Linked DNA regions of Homo sapiens: region 2 is linked to region 1. The links are chromatin contacts, found by Hi-C or POLR2A ChIA-PET in ENCODE. All regions are on one chromosome and are shown on one strand. The core of a region is the stretch at or near the end of the contact, and the rest is flanking DNA. Distances in the headings are between cores, read along the strand shown. Region 1 overlaps TTLL11 (tubulin tyrosine ligase like 11). Region 2 overlaps TTLL11 (tubulin tyrosine ligase like 11).

What was found. Hi-C counts contacts between places; a loop is a spot of excess contacts on that map. ChIA-PET counts read pairs that join two places held with the same protein, here RNA polymerase II (POLR2A). Pooled maps may share reads with other maps.
Region 2: a loop to region 1 is called in a map of psoas muscle, with 2.3 times the contacts of the local background. The contact joins two enhancer-like sites. A Hi-C loop is called at or near these places in 6 of 168 maps with a recorded cell type or tissue (IMR-90, aorta, ascending aorta and 2 more) and 5 of 50 pooled maps. POLR2A ChIA-PET finds 5 or more read pairs at or near these places in 4 of 52 experiments (AG04449, IMR-90, OCI-LY7 and 1 more).

Annotation. Positions count from the first base shown.
Region 1 is chr9:122,038,911-122,041,967 of GRCh38, reverse strand. It overlaps TTLL11 (tubulin tyrosine ligase like 11), which reads left to right. Exons shown (of 9, transcript NM_001139442.2): 2 at 2,600-2,696. Among named protein-coding and RNA genes, the nearest start is that of TTLL11, 53 kb to the left of the region's middle. RefSeq lists an enhancer at 1,842-3,041. Within about 2 kb of position 1,803, at least 4 of the 41 ENCODE cell types and tissues checked have a DNase peak (open chromatin) inside an H3K27ac peak, as active enhancers do; they include psoas muscle, where a contact is called at or near this core.
Region 2 is chr9:122,074,257-122,077,413 of GRCh38, reverse strand. The region is part of intron 1 of TTLL11 (tubulin tyrosine ligase like 11); the gene reads left to right. Among named protein-coding and RNA genes, the nearest start is that of TTLL11, 17 kb to the left of the region's middle. Within about 2 kb of position 1,578, at least 5 of the 41 ENCODE cell types and tissues checked have a DNase peak (open chromatin) inside an H3K27ac peak, as active enhancers do; they include psoas muscle, where a contact is called at or near this core.

The DNA.
Region 1 (3,057 bases), core at 554-3,053:
TGTTTTTGCTATTTGGGGTCCCTTGTAATTCCATATGAATTTTAGGATGGATTTTTTTATTTTGAAAAAAAGTTATTGGGATTTTGATAGAGACTGCATTGCATCTGTAGACCATTTTAGGTAGTATTGACATCCTAACAATATTAACTCTTCCGGTCTATGAGCATAGGATATCTTTCTGTTTATTTGTATTAATATCTTCTTTAATTTCTTTTACAAATATTTTATAGTTTTCAGTGTACAAGTCTTTCACCTTTTTGGTTAATTCCTAAGTATTTTATTCTTTTTGATGCTATTATAAATGGAATTCTTTTAAAAAAAGGTCCTTTTTGGATTGCTCCTCATCATGTATGAAACACAGTTGATTTTTATGTGTTGATTTTGTATCCTGCAACTTTGCTGAATTTGTTTATTACTTTGAATATTTTTCTGTGGAATCATTAGAGTTTTCTACATATGGGATCATGTCATCAACAAACAGATAATTTTGCTTCTTATTTTCTAATGTGGACACCTTCTATATCTTTCTCTTGCCTATTCTGGCTAGAATTTATAATACTATGTTGATGTAAAATAAAAGTGGGCATCTTTGTCTTATTCCTGATCATGGTGGAAAAGCTTTAAAGCTTTTAGTATTTTACCATTGAGTATGATGTTAGCTGTGTAAGCGGACAGTTTTTAAAGGAGCTTAAAAAGAGGTAGGATTATGAAATCCTGGGACTTAATTAAAATTATATCCCCCATATTCCTAGCACCTAGTCTGGCATATAATAATTACTGAGTGAATGGACATGTTTTTAAAAATGGTAGTTTCTCAAAACTGAATGAGCTAAAGGTGCCTCTAAAAGGGGGGGCAATTTGGTATTCATGAGGGTGGTAAGCATTGAAGAGTGATGAAAAAGGAGATAAGAGTCATTGGGTTGCCCACTGACAAGGTGTTGGTTCCTCATTGTGGGCAACAAAGCAAAGCCACTTTACCCTTTGCTCGGATAGCCTGCTTAATTCTGGTTATTTTCTCCTTCTCTATATTAGCACTTAACAGCTAGAAGAAAATAACATATGTTGTATCTCATTGTATTTATGAGTACTGAATTAATAACTTACAGCCCATTGCATAAAAAGAAAATGAGCAAAATGCTGTAAATTATAGATGGAAGTTGTTAATGTGAGTAGAGTGTACAACATATGCCTCATTGTGCACAGCTTTGAAATAATGTGACTGATTTAAATGACTTGAGGCTGGCTTCATTTTAATGTGGAATGTATGGAAAGCATTGAGTCACCACCATTTCATTAGTAAGGCTATGTTCTTCCATTGGACCTTGGCCCCTCAACTTGAAGTAGATAAAAATTCTGATTACCTATAGTCCTAGAATGGGAAAATCAAAAGATTTTTATTTAATATGTTGGCATATCTATTTGTGTGCACTTTTAACAAGCAAATTCTGAATATGAACTAACATGGCCTCTCTTTTCTCCTTTAACAAGGTCATCTGAGTTACAGATTTAAAAAATATGTTCATTAAATGCAGAGCTTGTTGATAACTTTGAGAAGCAACAGGATGTAGTGGAAAGAACAGGCCCTTTTGTCTCGGTGAGAAATTTTCTGGCTTCAAATAATTGAAACTCTATAGCTTGTGCCAAACAAGATTTTAGAAGACCAAAAAGGTATTCTCAGGATACAAGGCTATCTTACAGGCTCACGCGGGTCTGAGGCCACTCAGTCTGAGTTTCTAGGGCTATGTTGTCTCATCTCTGCTTTCCCTCCCACACCTGCTCCTTTCTTGTCTCTCAGCAGACTGGCTGTCTCTGCTCCTGTGCACATAGCCAAGCACAGCTGCCCTGCCCTGGCTTTTTATCCCTGCCAGTTCAAGGGCCAGCAGAGGCTGCCTGGCATCTCTGATTTCCAGATTCCTGGAAGAGAGAATCTGGTTATCTCATCTTGAGTCAGATGACCACTCCTGATTTGTTCATTTATTAATTCAGGAAGTCTTTACGAGTTTGGGGAACTGTTTTAGGCCCTGGGATTCATCTTACCCTCATGGAGCATATGTGTGTGTGTATGTGTGTGTGTGTGTGTGAGAGAGAGAGAGAGAGAGAGAGAGATAAGGGAAGAGGGACTCTGAAAGCTTATTCTTTTGGGCTCGGTTGAGGGTTGTAATTTTCAGAGGAAGGGATGTATGGGCTTGGAATTTGGATAGACCTGGACTCTAATCCTGGTTCCTCCCCTTACCAGCTCTGTGTGACCCTTGGGCATGTTAAATTACCTCTGTCAGCCCCAAGTTTTGAATCAGCAAAATGGGAGTAATCCTTTATAGGGTAGTTATAAGGATTAAAGTGAAATGGTGCCTGCAAAGCCAGGAGTGTAGTATCTGCCACATGTAATCAGAGCTCTACCACTTGGAACAAGTTATTAAACCTGTTTGAATCTGTTTCCTCATCTGTAAAATGGCAAAGAATATCACTTACCTCATATGCGTATTATAAGGATTAAACCATGGTAAGTACACCAGGGTGCCAGGAATTTGTACATAATGGATACTCAGTGTGGTCACTGCTCTTCTTATTCTTATTGCGAGTCACATTTTTTCTCTTCTAGTTCCCATTTGGCCGGCGCTTGCCTTGTGACATCTACTGGCATGGAGTTTCATTTCACGACAATGACATATTCTCCGGTCAAGTGAACAAGTTTCCAGGTATCTGCTGTTATTGTTGACATTTAAACATGTTTCTAGGGCCAAGTCTCAGATACACTCTTCTACTAAAACATGACAGTTATTTTTGAGATCAGATTTGAGGACTCTTAATTGGGAATTGCTGTGTTCACTAGCCATTAAGGTTTTAAGGATTGGAGACAGGCTTTTAAAGGTTCAAAGGCAGGCTTTCTTGGTCTAATGCCACTGGTGGAAGAACATGGTTTCCACTTTTTGGGTTATGCATATAATATGGGGTTCTAATGAGAGGAATATATTCTGAAAATGAAAAAATAATAGAACATTTCATTCTTGCGGGAAACAAAAGCACCAAAATTCTAGGCATATGTCATAGAAATGGGGT
Region 2 (3,157 bases), core at 329-2,828, 36 kb before region 1:
AGGTTACTGTCTTTATTCTCTTTTTAACAATGCAAGGATCTTTAGTATGCTTTTTCATTTTGGCCACATCACTTCCAACATATATGCGTTTGTTGTCCAATATTTTAGTCCTATCTTATTCTTTTTTGAACTTCACAAATTAGGCGTTATTGGTATTTTATATAGTCTGTGTCCTTTTGAGTTACCCACATTTGCCATTTTCTTTGTTTGCTATTCTATTTTACAACTCAGACCTACCTTCTGGGGTCATTTCCTTTCTCTTGGAAGTATGTTTTAATAAACTCAGTTTTTATTTGTCCAAAATTACCTTCATTTTCTCCTCGTTCTTGAAAAATAGTGTTGCTGTACATACTGTTCTAAGTTGATAGCTATAGGGTCTCAGCGCTTTGAAGATATGCCACTGTTTTTTCATTTCCATTTTGCTGTTGAGAAGTCAGTTGTCAGTCTAATTTTTTCTTCTGCTAGTAAAATGTCTTTCATTCTGGCTGTTTTTAAAATCCCTTTGTCTTAGATGTCTTCGCTGTCAGTAAGACATTTCTAGGTGAGGATTTCTTCTGATTTATTCTTCTTGGGATTTGTTGGGATTCTTGTCTCTGAGGTTTGGTGTCTTATCAATTATGGAAATACTGTCTCTCATCCACTCTCTTCTGTCTTTTTGGAATTCTGATTTAGGTGTTAGGCCTTTTTTTTTTTTTTGATGGTGATCTTATGTTCCTTGGAACTTTACTTGCTGATCATTCTTTGAGGCTTAGGTTTCAAGTTAGAATCTTCCTTTTATACAGATGCCTCAGGGGGCTCTACTACCCAGAACACTTAAAACTACATTTTTTGGTGTTAGACTTTTCTTTTGGTTATAGGTGTAGGATGAATTCTGACTCCATACTTGGATAGGAAGGTATCATGGTTAGACATTCTGAGCAGAGACTTATTCCTTTTATTTCCCCTTTCCTGAGGCAAGGCCAAAACACAGAAGGTTTGCTTCCAGTTTCACCCACTGAGGATGTGGCATTTCAGAGGGCCTGGCTTGGTATGGGAATTTCCAGTCTGATTCTTGCCTTGCCAGCAGACACTCGGGGGCCGGACCACATGCAGAGGCCAGACCACTGCCAACATGTACAGGGAGCAAGATAACTACACTTTTAAAAAGATCGCTCTGGTTGCCTTATGGAGGATGGCTTACAGACGGCTTGAAGAGTGGAGGCAGAGAGGCAAGTTAGGATGCTATTATAAACCTCAGGAGAGAGGTGTTGGCCCTGGGACAGACAGAATGGTGGTGGATGGGGAAGATTATTGATTAAGATGATCTGTCTCTTCCCATAGACTGTAAGATACCCAGCCTCAGGGTGAGTATCATCACAAAGATGTTGTTTTTCATCTCTGAGTCCTTCCAGTGCCTGGCACAGAGAAGGCATTCACAGATGCTGATTGAATTGAACTGTGGAATCAATAATGGTTCTAGAGCTGATTTTTTTTTCTACCTTCTAAATGACTGTTTTCCTTAAAGGGAAATGACATGAAGGGATTCCAGGCAGTGAACTCATGCCTGTCTCTGGCATTGCGAAGCCCAGTCCAGAAATAGAGAGCCAGCTGTTTGTAAGCCCAAAAGCCTTAGGTTTTGGAAGGGTTTACTTTCCATGATAACATAGCTTTCTTTAGCCTGTGCACTTGTTCCTTACTTAAGGAGTCTCAGACTCTGCTTGAGATTACTTACACAAAACCTTACCATCTTACTGGATTTTTATGGCATTTTCTTAGAAATTACTAAACTTTATGACTCTCTAGGCAGGTTGCAAAGATGTTCCTCTAATGATATATTACAGCTATGAAAACTTCTTCCTCCTAAGGCGTTCTTTTTGGAAAAATGCTCTGTGTTTAGAGAACGAAGGGAGAGGCAAGTGGTTCCTGCTGTGTGACAGTTTAATAAGCTTTAGCTGGTCACTAAGAACTGTTATTCTAAGAATGTATGCAACACTTTTCCATTAACTGTGCAGAAGTATTTCTAGAAGGTATGGTAAAATAAAGCATATATATTGAGGCCTGGAAGTTCTTTATTATTCATTCAACAAATATGTGTTGAATGTCTGCTGTGGCCCAAGGCCTGTGCAAGGCACGGGTGATCACTATCAGACACCATCCCTGTGATCCCTACTCGCCCATCATGTTTTGTGTGAATTAGAAAAAGGGACCCATTCCTCAAGGAAAGAATATTAAATTCATCAATATAGTACTTACATATCAATAGCAAATTTGTTACAATAATGGATTATTAATGATAAATGAATGTTGGTTATTAATATTTATATAGTATTGTTGATTTGAACTTGAAATTCAAAAATATTCTGCCACAGTAAGCAAACAGCAGATTATTGAATTACAATATGAATGTGAATCTGATACCAATGAGGGATTTTTAAAAAAATTTAAAGGGACTCATCAATCATCTATCAAATGTCAAAGCAGATCCCTATTTAGAAACACAGACTATTTTAGATATGATTACATCAACAAGGTCTTTTTTTTTTTTTTAAGAGACCAGGGTGTCTTGCTGTCTTGCCCAGGCTGGAGGGCAGTGGCACAATATCAAATTCCTGGGCTCAAACCATCCTCCTACCTCAGCCTTCCGAGTAGCTGGGACTAGGCTCATGCCAACCCACTCAGCTATTTTTTTTTTTTTTTGTAGAGACGAAAGTCTTATTGTATTGCCCAGGTTGCTCAAACTCCTGGTCTCAAGCAATCCTCCTGCCTCAGCCTCCCAAAGTGCTGGGATTGTAGGTGTGAGCCACAATGCCCAGCACATGGTCTCTTGATTATTGAATTTGTCAAAGGGGAACAATACATACTGGCTTATTAAAATAAGACATGACTGCCATTGCCAGAAAATTCTTGTTGTAAATAAAAAAACCACCCAAATATAAAATCATCTGATGTTAGTTTACAAAACCAAAATATTTCTCAATTCCCAGTTTAAATCAACAAGTACCTTCATGATGACAATATGTTATACAATAACTTACATTTGTTATCATGAATAATCCATTTGTTATACAGCTTATAATTGTAAAAATATTCCATATGTTAAAGTGTTAAAGATGTTTACCTGTGAACAGCATCATGGTACTCTTTTTTTTTTTTTTTTAATTGAGATGAAGCCTTGCTC